3 separate regions of the Homo sapiens genome follow, and all the other regions are linked to region 2. A link is a contact called in ENCODE Hi-C or POLR2A ChIA-PET data. All regions are on one chromosome and are shown on one strand. Each heading gives the region's core, a stretch centred on a gene start or an enhancer-like site at or near the end of the contact. The rest is flanking DNA. Distances are from core to core; before and after follow the strand shown.

Region 1 (3,278 bases), core at 594-3,093, 88 kb after region 2:
ATGAACTGAGTGGGTATTTGTTATTCCTAGGGTTTGAGAGTTGCCATCACTTAACAGGTATGGATATTCAAGACCAATCTTATGGAGGCTGATTATTTGTTAAATAATTTATGAAAGTGCACTAACTCTGAAATTATAATGTACCCCACTGTGTATACACAGGTATCAGCTACAAGTACAGAGGTCTGCAGACAGGCTTTCCTTCATTAGGAGAAACTGGAGGAAGCAGGAACACAGTTGATTATGCTCTTTAAAATAAAAAAAATCAAAAAGCAATTTCATTTTCATATTAAATTTTTCAGATATATAAGGTACAACACAATATGGAATGAAAGTTGAAGAAATGTGCCTAACTAGAATGTGATCATTCACATTTCAACCATTACCAGCCAGTGCTACTGCAAGAAGACCAAGTCTGCTTTCTTTCCCCTCCTTGAGCACTTTTGAGTTATCCCCTGTGCTTTTTGATTACAGACAAGTCCCAGATCTTTATCCTGTTTATGGCACCTCCAGGAGCCCTGCATGAAATTTCCTCCACTGCTTCCTCTCCTGTCCCTCTTTCCAGAAGGCTTCTGAAGGTTTCATTTTGTTGCCCGTTCAGTCTCAAGTAGTCCCCATCACTGACTCAAGTTTTCTATCATTTCATCACTGAGCTCTGATAGTGAGTAATGAGGCATAAGACAAGATACTACAACCAACACAACAGTTTAGCTCAGGAAAGAAGTTGCATCTTGTCAAAGTTTTGAGGGAAGGAGAATAGAGTCCTGTAAACTAAAATCCCAGTGATGGCCTAATAGTGTTTCTACCTTTGTGAGATGTCACACAGCCAGTATCCTTGACAGCTCATCCTCTTCTGAAGGAGAGCTGTTTACCCATCTCTTGGGAAGGTTCAAACTTTTTTTTTTTTTTCCTATTCTGCAATCTCTCCTTTTCAAGGTCAGACACAGAGGGAGAAGAATGAGACCTGGTCAAAAACATCTCTTTCCTCCTGACTTCTCACCCTTGATCATTTTCTTCCAGTTAAGAAAGTTACCTTTCTAGCTCACTGAACACATTCAATGGCTTCCCCCCTTCCTCCTTGAACAACAATTACAGCAAGCATAGAACCAGTTCACTTCATGCCAATTTTGTGACTCAAAAAGGGCACTCTTCTTATTTTTGTTACTTCGAAAATATTTGAGTCTGTGGGAAATGTCTTGGAGGACTTGCTTTTATTATTTCCTTGCACATGGCATTCTCAGTGCCTAGCCTCCTCTCACATTTAGGTGACCATTAGGGTCCATGCACAGTCTGTAACAACAACACTTCATAGCTGCCTTTTCTCTTTCCTGACTTCCATTAAGCAGAGTTATTTAAATTGTTTAGTTTTGTTTCTAACCATAAGAAAATACAGTCATGAAGGCAAAAGTGCTCATGATTCTTGGCTGTGCTCCCCTCCAGTCAGTGGCAGAGAACATCCATAGTCCCCCAACTCCCACTCAGGCTCCCAGCTGAGGTGAGCAAACATACCTGATCATGGTGGAAAATCCAAAAACAGGGACAAAAAAGCATTCCTGACCCAGGAGCAGAGTCTTCATGGTGTTACTGATCACTCACATCACCCCTCCAGCCTGTGCCCTGCTGGGCTCTGGGTCTGAATCTTCACAACTTTATGTCTTGGCTCTCAACACTGTGTCTCAGGGCTTGGTCTGGTCAATCTTTGCCTATAGTTCAAGTCATAAACTGGTTACCACATAACCTTCCTTTTACCCCAAATGTTGCATAAGATGAAGATGAAACTATGCATGTGGTCATAACCTGGCACCCACAAGTGAGGTTCATGTCAGTGAAACTTTTGAAGAATGAGAAAGTGGTTGCGTAGGGCAGTGGGTAGCAGGTAAGGCAGTAGCACCAATGACTTCCGTAAACAAATAGCAAATTCCATCCTTCCAGGCTTGGCAAATAGCAATCTCATTCTTTTTTCCTTAGGTAAACATTTAAAAGTAAAATATCTGGAACCAGACACTGGACAAAGAGACATTTGTTTTCTTTTTCTTTTTAAAAATAATCAAATAAGAAAAATTATTAACAGAAAAGAGATTGAGCATAAATGCCCAATATCATAAAAAAGATTTGTACTTAATACACATCTAAAATAAAGTTAAAGTGTCCTAAAAACATTTAGCATTTCAAACTAAGATATTTGCAGGAAGTGTAAGAAACTAACAAACAGTTTTTTTTTTTAATCCTCTAATGCAAAATTCCTTTTGTTGTTTGCTCGTAAGATCAAATTGCCCCTTTTTGGCACAGATGGGATGATATTTTAAACTGAACTGAATCAAATAAAAGATGCTGGTGGTTTCTTCCTCTTTAGGGTGTAGACCAGCCAAGGCCCTGCCAGGCCTTGGGTCTTCCCAGTGTCACCTAGCGTCATTTCCTGACCACGGAGCAGGCACTATGAAGGGACACAGTATTACTTTGATATCTTTGTTTCAGAGCTTCCAGGGCACAAGCTTTCATTTGAGTTTCTGGTTGGCAAGTTCCCAGAAATATGATCTTTTAGCCAATATAACCAACCTCAATGTTGTCCCAAAGGATTCTAAAATAGATGTTAGCCAATCAGGTTTGTAACTAGTACAAGTTTCCCACCAACCCTTCTTCTTGAACCGTAGCTCTTTCTGGAAAGCAAGCAATTACTACTGAGAAATTATTTGTTTCAAACCCATGAGCAGAGTGCAGAAACAGTATTTTGAATAGGATGCCAGTCTTCTGATGTTTGTTCAATCATTAACATACTACGTTTTCTGGATTGAATAGCTGAAGTTTACCTAGAAAGACGGGGAAGAGGATTTTGAACCAGAAACACAGATTAGAGAATTTGACTGATTGTTTAATTTTTCAGATGACATTCAGAAAGTTTAGGATTATTAAATCTGGCCTGAGCTAAAGTTTTTCTTTCAGTATCTGGGAGGAAACGTTTTGCTAAGCAAATTAAGAGTATAATAAAATTATATAGTCCATTTTAACCTATTAAAAAGAATAAGGTAAAACTATCTTCTTTTTATGTTTTATTTCTATAGATCATTGCTTTGTTTTATAGTGAAAACAATTTTATTTCACATAGTGATTCGTGTAACTTTTTTATATGATAGCAAGAGAATGAAAGAGTATGTTTAGAGATACTCGAAATTGAGTGGCAGAAGATTTTGTTTCAACATCTCACTTCTTGATCTAGCTCCATATTTTAAAATTAATTTTTGTTATATTCAGTCAGTATTGATATAATTATATTATGATTG
Region 2 (3,267 bases), core at 455-2,954:
AAACTTCATTTCTATTATATTCTGGAAATTTGGGGATCTGAGATCTAGCAATGTACTCATTTTAAGAAATTACCTTACAGGAAAAATGTTGAGAAATTCCCTGGAGTGTTCCTAAACCAGCTTTGCTGAGGTGTGGGGTTTGGACTCCACTTTTAGTGAGGGCCTGCTGTGTGCTCACCACCATGCCTGGCAGCTTCTGCTGTCATCTCGTTTCACCCTTTGAAAAGTCTAGAAGGAGAGCAGGTATTGTCAGGCCCATTGTGAAGAAATTAAAAGCAAGACTCAAAGAAGCTGTAAGGTGCCTAGGATCATAAGACCAGTAAGCGTGGGTGAGGCCAAGGCTTGGCCTGGATCTCTTACCTCCACTCCTTATTGCTTGTCACATTGTGTACCGATGTCTGGGTATTTTCCCAGCCTGCCATTGATCTTAGAAGGAAAATTCTGCACTGGTGCTGCTCCAAGAGATACAGAGGATGCATTGATCTAACCCAATGTGTTATGTGGTTGATTTCTAAGGTGAAGTGAAATCAGTTCCAAAAAGGTTTGAAGAGATCAGCGCTGTCCATCCAGGGTTAAGACCCTATGTGTACCTTCCCTGGAATTCCATATTTATTGGTGATGCTATTTCTGTCTCAGAAAAGTCCCCCTAATTTCCAAAGTGGCTTACAAATAATAGGTTCTAGATCATCTTGAAAAAATTGGTCAGGTGATTGTGTATAAGAAAGAGGACAATTTTATATCACAAAAAGGAAAATGCACCAACATTTATATGTTTGCATTCAACTGTATGTTGTGCACAGTTGTGTGTGTGTTGGGGTTGGAAGAGTAAGTGTCATGGAAACTGAACGATGCTGGGAAATACATCCTAATTACTCAGGACCATATGTTTTTTATAAACAAGCAAACAAGAGTCATGGATTCAACTATAATGGATAAAAATCTCTCAAGTTAAAAACAATACAAGGAAGTAAAGTAGAATAGCACAGTACAGTAGTTAAGCATGAAGTAGTTAAGCTTGAAGCCAGTTGCCTGAGTTTATAACCCAGTCTGCTAATTACTAGTTGTGTGACATTTGATAGGTCAGTCACTTAAAAACAAAATAAAACAAAACAAACAAATCCTCTGTTCAATATTCCCCTCTATAAAGTGGACACAATAATAATAAGTATGCATAAGGATGTTGCGAAGGTTAGATGAGAAAGTGCAAATGAAATGTCTGATACTTCATAGAAGTGTGTTATAAAAGAGAAAAATATATATACGATTTTTGAACTCCTTGTAATAGAATAATATATTTCTCAGGTTCAAGAAGTTGGGAAAGAGTTAATCACAACAGAATTGTCACCATGCTAAGAGAGAGAGCAAGTGATTTTACTACTAGAAGCCAGTATGAACCCAATAACACAGTATGGGGAAGAGAACATCTAACCAATGCATAATAATTAGGATATTGTTGAGAACCGAGCCCTCCGAGCTTCTACATGCCTTTAACAATTAGTAGGTCAATGACCTTGCTCAGTGGATCTCCACTCATATGGGAGGCACCAGCAAAATGAAGAAAAACCCGCAGACGCTCTTGTAGGAAATGCAATTAAAGTGGAAAGGCCTAAAATAACATTTCCATTGTGCCCCTCACTTACATTGGAGAGTCAGGGCCAGACTGGGAGGCTGGCAGGGAAACAGCTTGGCACTGCAGGCCACCTGGGGTCCATTTGCCAACAGGACTTGTGGCTAACATCCTTTGATAACAAATTTCCCAGAGTCACAGGGCTCTTTTAGATCACCATGATTCCGGGTCACAAGACGGATGGGAAGCCACAGAGCCCCGGGTCCTTTCCGTGAAGTTAAATATTACACCATCCATAATGAAACATCTTTGTATCTCCTCGTGGCCACAATTACTTAGTCACTGATTATACAATAAACTCTTCAGAAATAATTCACAAAGATGAGAAATCAAACCCCACCCTTTTATGTTCTGAGGCATGAACCAGCTCCACCTCTTGAGAGAGGGAGGTAAAGCCTGTTGCACATCTTCAGCCCATGGTATTTTCCGGCAAATGTGGAAGACCCTCAATATTGGAAGGTGATCTGCAGTTCCACAGGGAGACAGTACAATGGGTGCCTGCCTGGGAATGGCAGTGCCTGGCTTCAGATACGATTTCAACCGATCAGCTGTATAGCACTGGGCAAATTACTTAATTTCCTAGGCATCTCAGTTTCCTTATTCACCAAATGGCAGTAATAATTGCACCTACTTCATAAGGTTGTTGGACCTGGCACACTGTAGTTGCTAAATAACCGTCAACTATAATGCCCATTCTCCTGAGTCGTTCACCTTTTCGATAGCCTAGCAAAAAGTTCTTTGAAAAAATGACAACTACCAAACAAAAGGCATATTTCATATAGACAAAATAACTCACATTGTCTCTTACACATGATAGGGACCTTGCCCATGATTGTGGCCCTTACATAATCTGGATAACCATTTGGGTTTTTATTGCTATGTGGTGCTTCTTCTGCAAATGGTATTGTCCTTTGTGAAACCCACTGCTTTTACCTTATCATTGGCAAATACTTTTGGGGTTTACTCGAAATGTATTCACTGGCATGGGGAGTATGGATGAGGTCCCTCCTTCATGGAACTTAGATTCTGGTTAGGTAAGGGGTAACAATAAAGCTTAAGAAGTTTTAGGATCCCAAACTCAGAGTTCAAGGGGCTCATGTGTGAGGAACTCTAGGGGGAGGAAGAAAAGAAGTAAAGTTTAAGCTCAAAATTGAAGGCGGCTGAGAGTTTTGCTTGAGAAAGTGCCCCAGGTGGGTGGAAGAATGTGGTTCCAATACCTAAAAGGAAAAGAAGCTTGGAGTTGAGAGGAGCCGAGGCCTTCCACCCACCTGCAGCAATGTCAGGCGGTAAGAGGATGATGGTCAGGCTGACCTAGGCTTGGAGACCACATCAAAGGGTCAGGCTTGATCCCAAAAGTATCAAGGAATCACGGAAGGGTTTCACACTGGGAGTGAAATGGTCTGACCTGAGGTGAGGCTGGATCATCTTGGCTGCTCTGTGAGGCAGGAGAGAATGTGGGGATCCTGGTGGGAGGCTGTGGCTGTCAAGTCGGCACAAGTGCACCATCTTTTAATGATTCTGGCCCAGACTTGGGTGGTTTGGAGGTAAAGAGGTAGATAGATTTGAGAAACATTTAAACATTTGGCTTAAAACTAAAGCTAGCCCTCCCTGCCCCACAAATCAGGATAAGTAGCAACATT
Region 3 (3,138 bases), core at 614-3,113, 100 kb before region 2:
CACTGGCTCAGTACCTCCACAGATTAAGACATCAATAGTCATGCAATGTGTGAATGAAGCACTGTTGGCTGATATTAATACACAGGGCACACTTTGTGGACTTGAGCTGCTCTGAGAATGTGTGCAGGATTTGGGTAACACTGAGAAGGGGAGTGATTACTCCTAGAAACTGGATTTGTATGAATGAGGGCCTGGAGATGACCGTGTGACTAATATGTGAACTCACAGAGATCAGCCTGACTGCAGGATAAGCTTCCTGAGATAAAGCTGATGAGAACTATAGTGAACTCACGGGCTCTCTCTTGCAGGCCGGAACTTCCCTCACAGGTGTACTCAGCATTTTTGGTTGAAGCTAAAGAGTCACAATTTGCCATCACATCTGTTTTCTCCTGCATGGCTGGCCAGGCTCTGGGTTTCCAGAGCAGCCCACTGCAGTGTACAAATGTTATCACGTTCTTTGTCATTGTTCAGAAAAGATGGAAATACTACTAAGGTTAGAAGTCATCAAAGCTTCTTGAATTGAAACATGAACAGGACCAGCTATATTACTTGCCAGCCCCAGTGCAAAATAAAAATGCAGGCCTTTGTTCAGAAATCATTAGACATTTCAAAATGCAATAGCAAGGCATAAACCAGCTGAGGGGTCCTTCTAAGCAGGGGTCTTATGTAACTTCACACCCATGAGGCTGACTCTGGCCATGAAAGAAGGATTTGCTTGCAAATCAAAACCATAGTGTGATACCATCTTACTCCTGCAAGAATGGGCCATAATCAAAAAATAAAAAAATAATAGATGTTGGTGTGGATGCGGTGAACAGGGAACACTTCTACACTGCTGGGGGGAATGTAAACTAGTACAACCACTATGGAAAACAGTGTGGAGATTCCTTAAAGAACCAAAGGTAGAACTACCATTTGATCCAGCAATCCTCACTACTGAGTGTTTACCCAGAGGAAAAGAAGTCATTCATTATACAAAAAAGATACTTGCACATGCATGTTTATAGCAGCACAATTCACAATTGCAAAAATGTAGAAGCAAACTGTATACCCATCAATCAACGAGTGGCTAAAGAAACTGTGGCACATATATATATATATGTATATGATGGAATACTACTCAGCCATAAAAAGGAATGAATTAATGGTATTTGCAGCAACCTGGATGGGATTGGAAACTATTATTCTAAGTGAAGTAACTCAAGAATGGAAAACCAAGCATCATATGTTCTCACTCATAAGTGGGAGCTAAACTATGAGGATGCAAAGGCATAAGAATAACACAATAGAGTTTGGGGACTCAGGGGAAAAGGGCGGGAAGGGAGTGAGGGATAAAAGATTACAATTCGGGTTCAGTGTATACTGTTTGGGTGTTGGATGCACCCAAATCTCACAAATCATCACTGAAGAACTTACTCATGTAACCAGATACCACTTGTCCCCCTAAAACTTACAGAAATAAAAAAAATAAGAAAAGAAAGATTTGCTGAAGATGAATATGAAGGTTTTGAATGGGTGGGGGTATGTTAGGGGGTCAGGTGGAAGGCTACTGCAATAATCCAGGAAGGCAGAGGTGAGGAGTCTCTTGGCTAAGATAGCTTTTTGGGAGATCAAAGGGAGGAAAAAGACGAACCTAAGGGATGATACATGCTCAGAGCCGGGGGGATGCTTCTGGGTCTTTCCAGGCTTAGAGCAGAGGGAGGCATCAGGAGGGCCCCCCGAGGAATCCAGGAGACTATTCGTGTGTTACTGACATCGTACTGGGAGTTGCATCAGGCAGGAATGACTAGAATTCAGCAGAGATGAGAGTTACTGCAGGCATTTTACTCCACAAAGGAATCACGTACAGATACCAGATTGTTGCCTAACAACTTTATGGCTTTAGAGAGGAATATGGATGTAAAAGGCAGTGGGAGAGAAGTCAAATCCTCAGATGCTCCCAGGGGCCCGGTGGTTGCCTGAATGTGTGAGGATGAGGAGCAGGTGGACTGTGACACAATCCTGGCTGTCCAAAAGTGACAGCCACTGGACAGCTCCAGCCTGTCATGGTTACATGAGAACACAGGGGCAGGGTATCCAGAGCTTCAGATTTTTAAAGCGAAGCCAAAGATTAAGAACTATGAAACCTCTCCCAATTTTTAACTGTTGGCAAGTAAGTTAGATTTTTTAAAATAAATACAGTAAGCCACAGCAAACATATCCGTAAGCCAGATCTGGCTCGTGGGACTCAGGTTACAATCTTGGTACAGGATTCTGTGAATAGAGCTGGGGCCGAGTTCCAATCCTGCCTCCACCTCTTAACTAGCTGTAGTCCTCAGGCAGAGGCTTTCTAAGCCTCATTTTTCTGTAGAATGGGAATAATTGCAGTATCTACCTCTCAGGGTAGTGGTGAGGGTTCAATGGCATCTTCTAGGTAAAGCACTGAAGCCAACATCTTCATACAGAAGTTAAATAAATGTTGGCTGTCACTGTTCTTACCCATTTACTGCATGCCCAGTTCCTCACGTGTGCACTTTATATATTCCACTTTATTTTATGCTCACAGTCGCCCTGTCCCAAAGGCTTTATTATAGAATACCTATTTCCCAGAGGTGGGTTAGAAATGAGGGGTATAGACAATAACCTCACTTGCTTCATATCATTCTCTATGTGTGAGCAAGAATTCAAATCTTGTTATTTCTGTCTCCGAAGGTGTTGCTTTCTAAACAGTATCTCTTACCCTGTATTGCCTCTAGTATTTCCTACTGGAGGTTTCTAGAAAGAATGTTCTAACAAATGGTATTTTTCAAAGAAAATTTTAATAACAAAGCAAACTCCAAAAAGAAAAAAAGGGCTCCTCCCCGCCCCACATACTGAAGTGTGCATGCACACGTGCGCGCACACACCCAGCCACCCACATACACACATATGCACGCGTACACACATGCGTGCTCAAAGCAAGCATAAGAAAAGCTGCCAGTACATTTTCCCCTATCTGATGGACTGTTAAATAACACTGTTTCGGGGAATACATTATCCTTTGTGTTTTCCCAATCCCACGGGACAATTATTGCATTTTTATTCCGCCTCAAAGGTGAAGGAGTTGACAGTATAATGAATAAGGGACCTTCGTACAGGCCCTGAGGCGACAGATTAACA

What was found. A loop is a pair of places that touch in the nucleus more often than their neighbours do. ChIA-PET counts read pairs that join two places held with the same protein, here RNA polymerase II (POLR2A). Pooled maps may share reads with other maps.
Region 1: a loop to region 2 is called in a map of PC-9, with 23 times the contacts of the local background. The contact joins the promoter of NRAD1 here to the promoter of SMIM2-AS1 in region 2. A Hi-C loop is called at or near these places in 1 of 168 maps with a recorded cell type or tissue (PC-9) and 1 of 50 pooled maps. POLR2A ChIA-PET finds 5 or more read pairs at or near these places in 1 of 52 experiments (OCI-LY7).
Region 3: a loop to region 2 is called in a map of Caco-2, with 7 times the contacts of the local background. The contact joins the enhancer-like site here to the promoter of SMIM2-AS1 in region 2. A Hi-C loop is called at or near these places in 1 of 168 maps with a recorded cell type or tissue (Caco-2). POLR2A ChIA-PET finds 5 or more read pairs at or near these places in 1 of 52 experiments (H1).

The regions. Positions count from the first base shown.
Region 1 is chr13:44,020,900-44,024,177 of GRCh38, reverse strand. NRAD1 (non-coding RNA in the aldehyde dehydrogenase 1A pathway) reads right to left here and starts at 1,843. Exons shown (of 3, transcript NR_026955.1): 1 at 1,510-1,843.
Region 2 is chr13:44,108,986-44,112,252 of GRCh38, reverse strand. It overlaps SMIM2-AS1 (SMIM2 antisense RNA 1), which reads right to left and starts at 1,704. Exons shown (of 5, transcript NR_104065.1): 1 at 1,641-1,704. All of the region lies in intron 2 of LINC00390 (long intergenic non-protein coding RNA 390), which reads left to right.
Region 3 is chr13:44,211,941-44,215,078 of GRCh38, reverse strand. No RefSeq gene overlaps it. Among named protein-coding and RNA genes, the nearest start is that of MIR8079, 17 kb to the right of the region's middle. Within about 2 kb of position 1,863, at least 5 of the 41 ENCODE cell types and tissues checked have a DNase peak (open chromatin) inside an H3K27ac peak, as active enhancers do.